2 separate regions of the Homo sapiens genome follow, and region 1 is linked to region 2. A link is a contact called in ENCODE Hi-C data. All regions are on one chromosome and are shown on one strand. The core of a region is the stretch at or near the end of the contact, and the rest is flanking DNA. Distances in the headings are between cores, read along the strand shown. Region 1 holds the start of NUMBL (NUMB like endocytic adaptor protein). Region 2 holds the start of BLVRB (biliverdin reductase B).

Region 1 (5,680 bases), core at 2,039-4,538, 220 kb before region 2:
AATGGAATTAATCCCGAATCCCCCTCCTCACAAAAAAGGGCAACCCAGTAGTGAGTGGTGTGACCCGGTTCCACTCCCTACTCCGGGTCTGCTTCCCCTTCTGTGAAATAGGGACCCCCGTGCCCACCTCTTAATAATGGTAGATTATAGTATTTACGGTGCTTCCTGCATGAGACACAGCGCCAGGCAGGCCACAGGCATCACCTTCTTTATCCTCCCAACAGCCCCATGAGGAAGGCACTTTTGGCATCCCCACTTCACAGATGAGAAAGTGGAGGCCCAACAGGCCGGCAGGTGGCAGAGCTGGGACGGAACCCTAGCCAGCTGGCCCCAGCTGGGCATCTCTCCATGCCCACAACTCCTGCCCTGTGTGTGTGAGCTCATGGCTGGAGAGCTGCTCTGCTCCACACGCTCATTTGCTAAAGCAAGGTTCACCCAGGGCCTCCTCAGCACCAGACCCTGTGCCCCGTGCGACTAAACCCAACTGGGATCCTTGCTCTCACGGGGCTCAAAGTCCAGTGTGGGAGACAGAGAGATGGCCCCTGGCAACTTTGGATGCAGTTCTGGGTCACGCTCATACCCGTCCAGTTGAGTGTTTGGACTCACCAGCAGCCCTGACACTTGTTTCTTGCACTGTTTCACTGTGGCAGTTCCCGGGCAGGCCCCACATTGCCCTCTAGGTGGGCAGGATCCCTAACCACCTCCACTCCCAGGCTCTGGAAGAGTCTTTAAGGGAGTCACAGACAGGCAAAGTTGGGAGCAGGAAGCTTCCAGGTGAGGGAGGGCCCAGGCAGATGAGAATGGAGGTGGGTACATGGGAGGCCCAGGCTTCCAGCTCCTCTTCTCCAGAGCCCCCTTGAGCCCCGGCCTTTGTCCCTCTAACTCCCACCCGTCTCCCCAGGTGGTGAAGGCTGCAGCTGATGGAGACAGAGACTGTGTCCTGCAGAAGTCCAGGGACCTCAAATTCCTCACAGGCTTTGAAACCAAGGTGGGGAGACACTGGGGGAGAAAGGGGCTGGTGTCTGTTGGTGGGGTGCAGTGGGGGGCTGCTTATCTCCACTGAGGAACTCGAGTAGGTGATGGGGCATGTCGATACCCGGGGACTGGGGGACTCTAGGAGGGGCTTGTCTCCACTAGGGAGAATGGAGGCTGTGTGTCTATACCTGGGGAGTGGGTGACTCTAGGAGGGATGCTTATCCATGCTGGGGGCTTTGGGGAGGAGTGGGGGGAGGTGGCTGCCTGACTTCTCAGGAACCCTGGGAACATGGGCACCGTGGATCTGTTCAGGAGGGGCGAAGGCCGCTTCTCTGTTGTAGAGAGAGTAGAGGGCTACTTGTCTGTTGGAGGCTCTGCAGGGAAGTAAGGGGTGCTTACTCGGGGAATAGGCAGCTGCTTGTCTAGTCCAGGCTCTGGAAGGAGTGGAAGCTGCTCACTCTTGGGGGAGTCGGGGCTTGTGTTGATGGTGGAGACTGGAGGGAGTGGAGGCTACACGTTGTTTCTGGGTTATGCAGAGGGCTCTATGTCCACACTGGCTGCCTTTGCTCTCCCCCCACCCCCACTCCCAGGCATTCTCCGACGCCCACGTGGAGGCAGTGATGATCCTGGGGGAGCCTTTCGCCACCCAGGGCCCTTATGACTTTGGGTCGGGGGAAACGGCCCGCCGCATACAGGACCTCATCCCGGTGCTGCTGCGGCACCGGCTGTGTCCCCCACCCGAGGAGACCTATGCCCTGCACCGCAAGCTGGCAGGGGCTTTCCTGGCCTGTGCCCACCTCCGAGCCCACATCGCCTGCAGGGACCTCTTCCAGGACACCTACCACCGCTACTGGGCCAGTCGCCAGCCAGACGCAGCCACTGCCGGCAGCCTCCCCACCAAAGGGGACTCCTGGGTGGATCCCTCATGACAGCCTCCATGGGGGATTCAGTCCCCAGAGCAGGCCGTACCCTGCTGTAGTGCCTCTTATCCCTTCCCCGTCTGCCCTGGGTCAGAGGAGCCCCCTTGGGCTTCCCAGTCTTGCCTGGCTCTCCTCCTTGGCCCAGGAGCTCAGGATCCCTGGGGCTGGGGAACTCCCAACTTCGTGCCCTAGATCCTGCACCTCCCCACTCGAAAGTGGGTATCCGAAAACTAAGCCAGGGAAGCGGTTAACTTATCTTTGCCAACATTTGAGGGAGCCTTGGGCCGCTGCATGTCGTTATGCAGATCAGACTCATCAGGGGGAGCCCTCACCTCTGCCTCAAGCCTCCCGTGGAAGGCGAGATGGTCCTGGAGGCAGTCCTCACCTCTGCCTCCCTCGCTCCTCCAACAGCTGCCTTCTCCCGGGTTCCAGCCTCTCAGTGTGTTGGAGAGGTAGGGGTGCGGGGTGGGGGGGAGCTGAATCTTCAATCGGAATAAAAGCAGCCCTCCCCTTCCCCCAGCTCTTTTCTCTGCGCTAGGGTTGGGGGGAGAGGGGGAGGAGCTCGCCAGCGGCCTCCAGGTGCAGATGGCCAGCCCCCCTGCACCCCCTTGTCTGAAAGCCTCAGCCCTGCCTGTGCCATCTGTTGCCGGGAACCTCCTTCTCGCCTTCCCCACCCCCCCCCACGTGCTGACCACCTGCTCTAAGGGCTGTGGCAGCTGAGGCCTCCCACACACACAGTGCCTCTTGGCTGCGGGCTCCCTCCCCTCACTCCTGGCAACCTCGCCTTTACTAATGGGCTCTAATGTCCCTGCCAGCTGCTTTGCCAAACCCACAGGATTGGCGTAGGGGGCGGCGGGGGCGCCGTAGCGGCCAGAACCGCGCCCTGGTCCCACCCCGGCGCCCCCGTTCCCAAAGCCGAACCGATCGCGCATCAGGACGCCTTGGTCTGTTCACACCCCCTCCCCTTCCTTGCAAAAAGTGCCTCGTCACCGCTCCTGCCCGCCCCCGCCGGGCTGGGGAACCATGGGGTTAGCGGGAAGATTTGGGGGTGTGGGGCGGCAAGGCGCCTCTAGAAGCAACTCTTTCGGACGCGGAGCTGGAGGGGATCTGAGGTCAGGTGTCACGGAGGGAAAGGGAGCCCAGGCCAGGACGGACCGGGGGAAAGGACTCGGCGATGTTCATAGGCATGCTCAGCTCGGGACTGGCCAATGGGCGTGGCGGGGCGGTGGCCGCGCCGGGGAAGGCGGGATGGTGTCTGCGTGTGGGCGGGGTCTTCAGGCCAAGGGGCGGGGCGGGGCGGGACCTTTCTGCATATACGGCAGGCGGCGGGCCAATGGGCGGGGTCGGGGCGGGGAGCCGAGGCCGAGGGACGCTCCCCCGCCCCCGGAACGGAATCCTCCCGGGAGCCGAGGAGGCTCGCGCGCGTGCATCCCGCACCATCCCCCGGCCCCGGGCCCTGGCCGGCGTCAGACCGAGCTGCCGCCGCCACCACCGCAGCAGCAGCAGTCGGGGAGCCAGGCCCAGCCAGGGCCGCGGGAGGCGGGGGCGCCCGGGCCCTGGATGTCCCGCAGCGCGGCGGCCAGCGTGAGAAGGGCGGGAGAGGGGGGCTCGGGTCGGGGGCGGCGCCGCTGCTGATGTGGCGGAGGGTGGGAGGCGGCCGCGGCGCCCGGATGGAGAGAGGGTGCCAAGGCTGGAGAGGGTGGTCCCGGGTGGGGGTCCAGGAACAGGCCCAACAAGCCAAAGCCCAGGAGACCGGGGTCTTGGGCACAGACCCCTGGGCCATCTCTTGCCAAGGCCCTGGAAATAGGGATCCTGGACACAGACCCCCCACAAAACCAAGGACAGGGGTACAGAGATTCTAGGTACAACTCCTAGAACTAGATGGGGATGGAGATGGGGTCGGGGACACAGCCCCCGTATCAAACCAAGGCCTCCAGGACGCGATTCCAGACACAATCCCTACCTCTCCCTGCCTAAGGGGGTCTCAGCACAACAACTGCCTAGGTACGGTCTCGAGGATGGGGTCACTGGGTACAGCGTTCCCACCACGCCAAGGCCTAGGGGGACTCCAAGCACAGCCTGCCCCCAGGTCTCAGAGGCACCCTGGGCACAGCATCCCCCCAATCCTTGGGCGGAGTCCCAGGCACAGCCACTTCTCAAAACAAGGTCCCTGTGCCTGGGACTCCACCCCACCCCAGCCTGAATAAAATAAGGACAATTTCAGGCAACCCCCAATCCCTCCACCCCCTGGCTTGGTCATGGGTCCCAGGGCACAGGATCCCTAGGCCACCCCCTTTGTCCCCAGGGCTGCCCAGCTGTCCAAGAGTGGCCCCACCCGCAGACAATGCACCGCTTCCCCCTCCTGGACCTGGCCCTCAGGCTCCAGGATACAGGCTGGGCTGGGGGCGGCTCCCCAGGGACCGGGTGCAGCCCTGTCTGTCTGCAGTGTCTGCGGTGACGGTGACGGCGGCTTTGTGTGTGGTACCTGGGGGGAAGGGGGGAAGCAAGCGATGGGGAGGTGGCTAGGAGTGTGCCCTGTGTTTGTGTGACTGTGGCTGTGTATGTGTGTGTGTGTGTGCACGCGTACGCTGCAGCTGGTGACTGAGGAATCCTGTGTCGTGTGTGTGTGCTTGTGGTGGTGTCTATGATTGTGTCTGTGACCCTAGTATCTGTGTGACTGTGTATGTGTGTGTGACAGCTGCTCACTGTGCAGAATCCTGTACTTTTTAGTCTGTCTGTGTTTGGAGGTGTGCATGGTTGTGACTGTGGTTGTCTGTGATTGTGTCTTTTGTGACCCTGTGTTTGTATGCCTCGGTAACTATAACTGGGTATGTGACAGTATGTGTTGAGTCTGGGGGTGGGCATGCGTGTGACTGACAGGACGTGGGTGGAGTTGTGACTGTGTGTGAGTGGAGTTGTCTATGGCTCCATGTGCATGTGTGACCCTCCCAGTGACTGACAATGTTTATAGTTGTGTCTCTACCTGATTTTATATACGTGAGTGACACACACCTGTCTGTGCAACTCTGCCTGTGTGACTGCCATTGTGTCTGAAGTCACATTGTATCTGTGTGACTGGGGTTGTGTGACAGTATTGTGTATGACAGTGGTTGCGTATGCAGAACCATGTCTGAGTGTGTGACTGAGGTTGTATTAATATAAATGACTGTATCTAGCAGTGTGTGTGATAACGAGTGATTGTGTGTATTTCTAGCCTTGCATGTGTGATTTGGGTTATGTATTTGACTTGGTGTCTGAAACCCTGGCTATTTAGAGGGATTATTTGTGTGTGACTAAAGCTGTGGATGTGTCTCCGTGCTGGTGCCAGGAAATTATGTTTGTAGGGGTGTGTATATGATTATGGCTTCCATATTATTGTGTTTGACCTGCATGTCTGACCCTGGGTGACTATAGATGTCTGTGTCTATGTCATCATCTGTGAGAGTGTGGGGTCTGTAGCTGTGTGCCTGTTTTTGTCTCTGTGTGTATGTGCTGGACTACCTGTGTTAGAATGTGTGATTTGGTGATGAGATTGGCCCCTGACTGTGCACATGGCTCCGTCAGGACCTGTGTCTTCTGTGTAAACCCAGCTATAAATGCCACATCCTGGTCACTGCATTTATGTGCATACACTGGACTGTGTACTTGTGACATGGGAAACTAAAACTGTGTGCTTATGTCTCTATGTGTGAGATATGTGTGTAGGTGGGGCTTGTGACTTTGTGCACCTGTCCACACGGGGCTGTGATTCTATATGGCCACATACTTGTCTGTGTGACTTGTGT
Region 2 (5,996 bases), core at 1,496-3,995:
CAGGAGAATCGCTTGAACCTGGGGGATGGAGGTTGCAGTGAGCTGAGATTGACTCACTGCACTCCAGCCTGAATGACAGAATGAAACTCTGTCACACACACACAAAAGGGTAGGCCAGGCGGTGGCTCACGCCTATAATCCCAGCACTTTGAGAGGCCAAGGAGGTGGGTGGGTCACCTGAGGTCAAGAGTTGGAGACCAGCCTTACCAACATAGTGAAACCCCATGTCTACTAAAAATTCAAAATTAGCCAGGCATGGTAGCTCATGCCCGTAATCCCAGCTACTTGGGAGGCTGAGGCAGGAGAACTGCTTGAAGTCGGGAGGCAGAGGTTGCAGTGAGCCAAGATCGCGCCATTACACTCCAACTTGGGTGACAAGAGTGAAACTCCGTCTCAAAAAAAAAAAAAAGTAATGATAATCGTACCCGTTTCTTAGCGGTGTTTGAAGAGGTAAGTTATTAATGCAGGGATCATGGTATCTGGTACACTGCAAGCCCTTGATACATGTTCCTTGCTATTATTCTTCATCTTTTCCTCACACATCTCAGCAAATCGATTTGCCTCTTCTGGAGTCAGACAGAAATGAGTTCAAGTTCCGCTTTATTCTTGCTGTATCTTTAACCGAGTATCTTTAACTTGGCCTTTCTGTGCCTCAGTTTCCCTCCCTGTTAAACGGTGGTTACAGCTGTTTTCTTCAGTGGAAGACACTTAGAGATGGGGAGGCCCTTAGCACTCCTGTTAGCCCTCTGGCCAGGCCGAGGATCAGCTCTGGCCATAACGCGATTGAATGGGAAGGAAGGGAGCAGGTAATAGGGAAGCCGGGAAGGGGTGTCCTGCGAGCCTCCCCCCAACACCCCCCCCCCCCCGCAAAGGCTGGTGGGGCGCTGGGCTGCGGTGGCATCAGAGGCTTTAACCCTTCCCAGGCCGCGCCTCTCTCCCTGCGGTCCAGACACTGCGCCCAAGGAGGGGGCCTGGGAAGGACAAGGCCTGGGGGTAAGACCCACGCGTGGCGCGGAAGCTAGACCGGGTGGGGGGGTTGTGGGCTCGTCCTGCCCTCGACCCTTTGCCTCCCTCCAGCCGGGGAGACCCGGGGCTCCAGCCATGCCCCGTGCGCGCGGAGGAGGGATGCTCGCCAGGTGGGGACATACTTGGGGGAGGGGCTGTCGGCCCCCCTAGCAGCTCACCTGGGCCCGCGGCCGCCAGCGTCGCTGTCTCCGCTGCTCGCCGCGACCGACCGCCCTCCCTGTCGGCGTCCGCTGCCCGGCCCGGCCCGGCCCGGCCCAGCCCGGCTCAGCTCGGCCCCGCCGGCCCGCGGCTCAGCCAGATCCGCATGCGCCGCCGCGCCTCCCTCTCTCGCGCCGCCGCCGCGCTCAGCGCGCCCCCGGGACCCCCTCCCGCCCGCGGTCCCCGCGCCCCGCCGCCCGAGGCCCACGCGCAGTCACACCCGGCCGCGGCGTGGGGTGCACGGCTGCACTCGCGAGGGCACGGCGGCGTCACGCGCTGCACACTCCCACGGGGTCACGCTCGCCACGCTGCCATACTCGCGGGGGCCTCGGCGCACAAACTCACCCCCGCATCCACGCGCTTGCGCGCCGTCACTCCCTCCTGTGGGGTCTCACGGGGTCACACCCTCACGCCGTCACACGCGGCGTCCACACTGGAACGGTGTCACCCACCACCACACAAATCCAATAGGGTAACCACCGCCCACGCGGCGTCACACACAAATGCACCTGTCACACACAGCCGCACACTCCCCGGCAGTCACAAACAGTGTCATAGGCCCACACATCACGCACAGCTTCACAGCCACAGTGTCACACACTCTACACACTCGAACCTTCATAGCAGTCGCCCCGCACATGCTGCACCGCCGCACCTCACACATCATAGTCACAGGGGGTCACAATGAGCAGCTCAACACAGACACCCACAGCCACACACTCGAATGGGGTCCCGGTGTCACACATCCTTACACGAGACATGTGGTGTCACACACTGTCACAGTCTAATTAGTCTCACGCTTCCATGTAGCACACCTCACACGTCCCACACCCTATCGTACAGGCTGACGCAGTGTCACCCACGGTGTCACCACAAGGTCACAAAAGAACAGAATCAATGCCTGCCACACGTGGTGTCACGCACGTGTAGTCACACTGTAACACGGGATCACACTCAGAGGATGACACAAGGTGTCACCCACAGTCCTGCTTGCCCTCCGGGTCACTGAGTCACACAGGGTCATATAAGTGCATAGGTACGCCGTGACACAGTGTCTTACATCCAAGTGCACACACACACTCTGTCCTCCTAACTTTCTCCCCTTGCTGGTTCTGGGAGGCCCTGGGGCTTAGAGTGCGCCCCAGATCCGCTCCAGGCTCCGGGAGAGGGGGCGTGAGCTACGAGAGGCCGTGGGTGAGGCTCGCCTGGCCCCGCCCCTCTCCGGGAGGTGGAGCGCGGAGGCAGGGCGCTGAGTGACAAGTTATCTCGGCTCCGTCCACTCTATTTGTTGCTATGTGGAGGCGTGGCCTTCTGTGGCCCCGCCTTCCAGTCTAAGTGGCGCGCAGAGAGGGCGGTGCTGGACGGTGAGCGAATGCAAGCTGACGCCTGCCCCGCCCATCCGCGTTAGGCCCCGCCCCTTGACCTGAGCCGCGGGCGGAGAGTCTGAGGCGTGGCCCTTCGAGCCAGCTCCGCCCCGTTGTTCCTGGCTTGAGTAGGGCAGAGAGCACCGCCCAGCAGCCAGTGGGTTCCCGCGCGTGCCGAGACTCTGAGGCCTTGCACCCCCACGATCCCGTACGATGGCCGTCAAGAAGATCGCGATCTTCGGCGCCACTGGCCAGACCGGGCTCACCACCCTGGCGCAGGCGGTGCAAGCAGGCATGAGCCGGGGCGGGCGGGGCATGTCACGGGACAGACGGGCAGAACTTTAGGAAGGGGCACCATGGGGTCGGGCCGAGGCTGATTGGGGCCATGAGCGCCCCAGCCAGGTGTATGAGGACTCAGGGGCCAAAGCAAGTGGCCACGGGGGCAGAAATGGGGAAAGATGTGAGATCCAAGTTTATGTGAGTCCAAGCCAGAGAGGAATTGGCCCCGGGAGCCCCGGGAGGACTCCACTGGCACAGTCGTGTGTAAGTCCAGGGCTCTTATGCAATGCGGTTGTCATTATTGTGGTTGTGGTGGTGGTTGTTCGCACTCCCAGAGAGGATTTACTAAGCCAAGCTTGCTCTGTCGTCTCTTCACATGAGAGCTTTCAAAATGGGGTGGGAACTAGTATCACCCTACTTGACAGATGAGAAAACTGAGACCCAGAGAGTGACTTGCCCAATATCACACAGCTGTTAACTGACAGGACTGGGATTTGAACTCAGCTCATGCTCTTAACCACCACAAGTCCCCAGGCTGGAAACTGAAAAAGTTGGGGGGTCAGGTTGCTGCGAGTACCTAATGGGAAGGAGTCACAGAGAGACATGAGTGAAGACTTGGGGACAGCAGTCCTGGGAAAGTCAATGAGGGCTGAAAATTTGGAGTTGCCCCAGGAGAGAGGGCAGAAAAGGGGATAACCATCCCCCAGCACTCCCTGCCCCCACAGCCCAGACTTGACCAACTCCCAGCTGGGCCTGGGACTTCCAGATATGGGGCCCCACCCTTGCAGGCCTTGGGGACGCTGAAGATATTGACTATCTGCGTGCCCCAAAAGGGTGGAGGCCAACAGGACCCCACTCTGCTGTCTCCCTTGGAGGGACTCTGAAAGTTCTTCTCTAGGTCCATAACTCTCCCCTTCCCCAGGGAGACCACGTGAGGATCTTGACTTGTGGAGAATGGGGAGCTGTGGGCCTCTCAGTAAAAACCAGTTTGCTGATAAGCATTTATTCGGGAGTAATGGAGAAGGAAGTAAGAGAGAGAAGTTGAGAGGCGCTGAGTCACCTGGAAATCCACTAATTCCACCGAATTCCACTCGCCCACCCTGCTGGTCATAGCTGGGACTGCACTCAGAGGGTTAAGAACTGGAGCCTAGGGAGCTTCAGAGCTGTGGCTCTGAAAAATCTCTTCCCAGCTCTCAGCTTTGCTGTCCCCCTCAGCAAAGGGAAGGGCTGGCCAGGCACGGTGGATCATGCCTATAATCCCAGCACTTTGGGAGGCCAAGGCGGGAGGATGGCTTGAGGCCAGGAGTTTGAGACTAGCCTGGGCAACGTAGCAAGACCCCATCTCTACAAAAATACAAAAAAAAAATAAATTAGCTGGGCGTGGTGATGCATGCCTGTAGTCCCAGCTACTCAGAAGGCTCAGGTGGGAGGATTGCTTGAGCTCAGGAGTTCAAGGCTACAGTGAGCTGTGTTTGCACCACTGCACTCCAGCCTGGGTGACAGGGTGAGACCCTGTCTCTCAAATTTAAAAAAATACATAAAAAGAAAGAAAAAGAGGCTGGGTGCGGTGGCTCACGCCTGTAATCTCAGCACTTTGGGAGGCTGAGGCAGGTGGATCACGAGGTCAGGAGTTCGAGACCAGCCTGGCCAATATAGTGAAACCCCGTCTCTACTAAAAATACGAAAAATTAGCCGGGCATGGTGGCTGGTGCCTGTAATCGCAGTTACTTGGCAGACTGAGGCAGGAGAATAGCTTGAATCCGGGAGGCAGAGGTTGTGGTGAGCCGAGATTACGCCACTGCATTCCAGCCTGGGCGACAAGAGTGAAACTCTGTCTCAAAAAAAAAAAAATTAGCTGGGCACAGTGGTACGTGCCTGTAATTCCAGGTACTTGGGAGGCTGAGGCACAAGAATCGCTTGAACCTGGGAGGTTGCAGTGAGCTAAGATTGCATCACTGCACCACTGCACTCCAGCCTGGGTGACACAGCAAGATGAAAGGAAAGAAGGAAGGAAGAAAAGGAGGGAGGGATGGAGGGAGGGAGGGAGGGAAGGAAAGAAGGGAGGGAAGGAGGGAGGGAGGGAGGGAGGGAGGGAGAAGGGGCTTGGATTAACTGGAGTTCACAATGGTTCTGTAGGGCCAAGAGTCTTAACAGGCATGAACTCTGGTGCCAGCCTGCCCACATTCAAGTCACCAGCTCTGCGGCTTACAGCCTTTGTGACCAAATGCCTTGTCATCTGTGTACCTAGATATGTGTAAGATCATGACAAAACTGGTAGTACTTGCCCTAGGGCTCTTGGGATAATTAAATGAGATCTTATATAGGAGGTACTTAGACTAGCATTGAATTTTGCAGTCTCTGGATCAGACTTACTTAGGTAAAAATTCAACCTTCTCTACCTACTAGCTGTGTGATCCTGGCCCGGTTGCCTAAAATTGCCTCAGTTTCCCCATCAATGTGGACAGGATAATGATACCTACCTTGCAGGGTTGTTGCAACCTGATGCTTCTCAAACTGTGAGTTACAATGAGATCTGAAACATATGGTCACAACGTGTATCAACAATATAGGGTAACAAATGATGACATAGTATCAAAATGTATCACATGTTAAGTATTAGTTTTGTGAAACTCATTTTAATTATATATGTATGCGTTTGTGTACACCAGGTTAGGCAATGAAATTTTTTGTATTGATGGCTGATTTTTTTTTTTTTTTTTTTTTTTTTTTGAGACAAGAGTCTCACTCTGCCGCCCAGGCTGGAGTGCAGTGGCACAATCTTAGCTCACTGCAAGCTCCGCCTCCCGAGTTCAGCCATTCTCCTGCTTCAGCCTCCCAAGTAGCTGGGACTACAGGCGCCTGCCACCATGCCCAGCTAATTTTTTTTGTATTTTTAGTAAAGATGGGGTTTCACCATGTTAACCAGGATGGTCTCCATCTCCTGACCTCATGATCCGCCCGCCTCAGCCTCCCAAAGTGCTGGGATTACAGGCGTGAGCCACCACGCCCGGCCAATGGCTGAGATTTTCAAAAAGCTTAAAAAGAGGCCAGGCACCATGGCTCACGCCTGTAATCCCAGCACTTTGGGAGGCCAAGGTGGGCGGATCACAAGGTCAGGAGATCGAGACC

Evidence for each region. A loop is a pair of places that touch in the nucleus more often than their neighbours do. Pooled maps may share reads with other maps.
Region 1: a pooled map shows a loop between it and region 2 (15-fold over the local background). The contact joins the promoter of NUMBL here to the promoter of BLVRB in region 2. A Hi-C loop is called at or near these places in 1 of 168 maps with a recorded cell type or tissue (natural killer cell) and 9 of 50 pooled maps.

Annotation. Positions count from the first base shown.
Region 1 is chr19:40,688,259-40,693,938 of GRCh38, reverse strand. It overlaps NUMBL (NUMB like endocytic adaptor protein), which reads left to right and starts at 3,288. Exons shown (of 10, transcript NM_004756.5): 1 at 3,288-3,479. The coding sequence starts at 3,456. It overlaps COQ8B (coenzyme Q8B), which reads left to right. Exons shown (of 15, transcript NM_024876.4): 14 at 902-988; 15 at 1,566-2,409. The coding sequence ends at 1,904. RefSeq lists silencers at 2,596-2,835, 3,156-3,495 and enhancers at 2,182-3,119, 4,335-4,384, 4,058-4,997.
Region 2 is chr19:40,462,494-40,468,489 of GRCh38, reverse strand. BLVRB (biliverdin reductase B) reads left to right here and starts at 2,745. Exons shown (of 5, transcript NM_000713.3): 1 at 2,745-2,880. The coding sequence starts at 2,802. It overlaps SPTBN4 (spectrin beta, non-erythrocytic 4), which reads right to left and starts at 1,489. Exons shown (of 36, transcript NM_020971.3): 1 at 1,185-1,489. RefSeq lists a silencer at 2,331-2,530 and an enhancer at 3,552-3,671.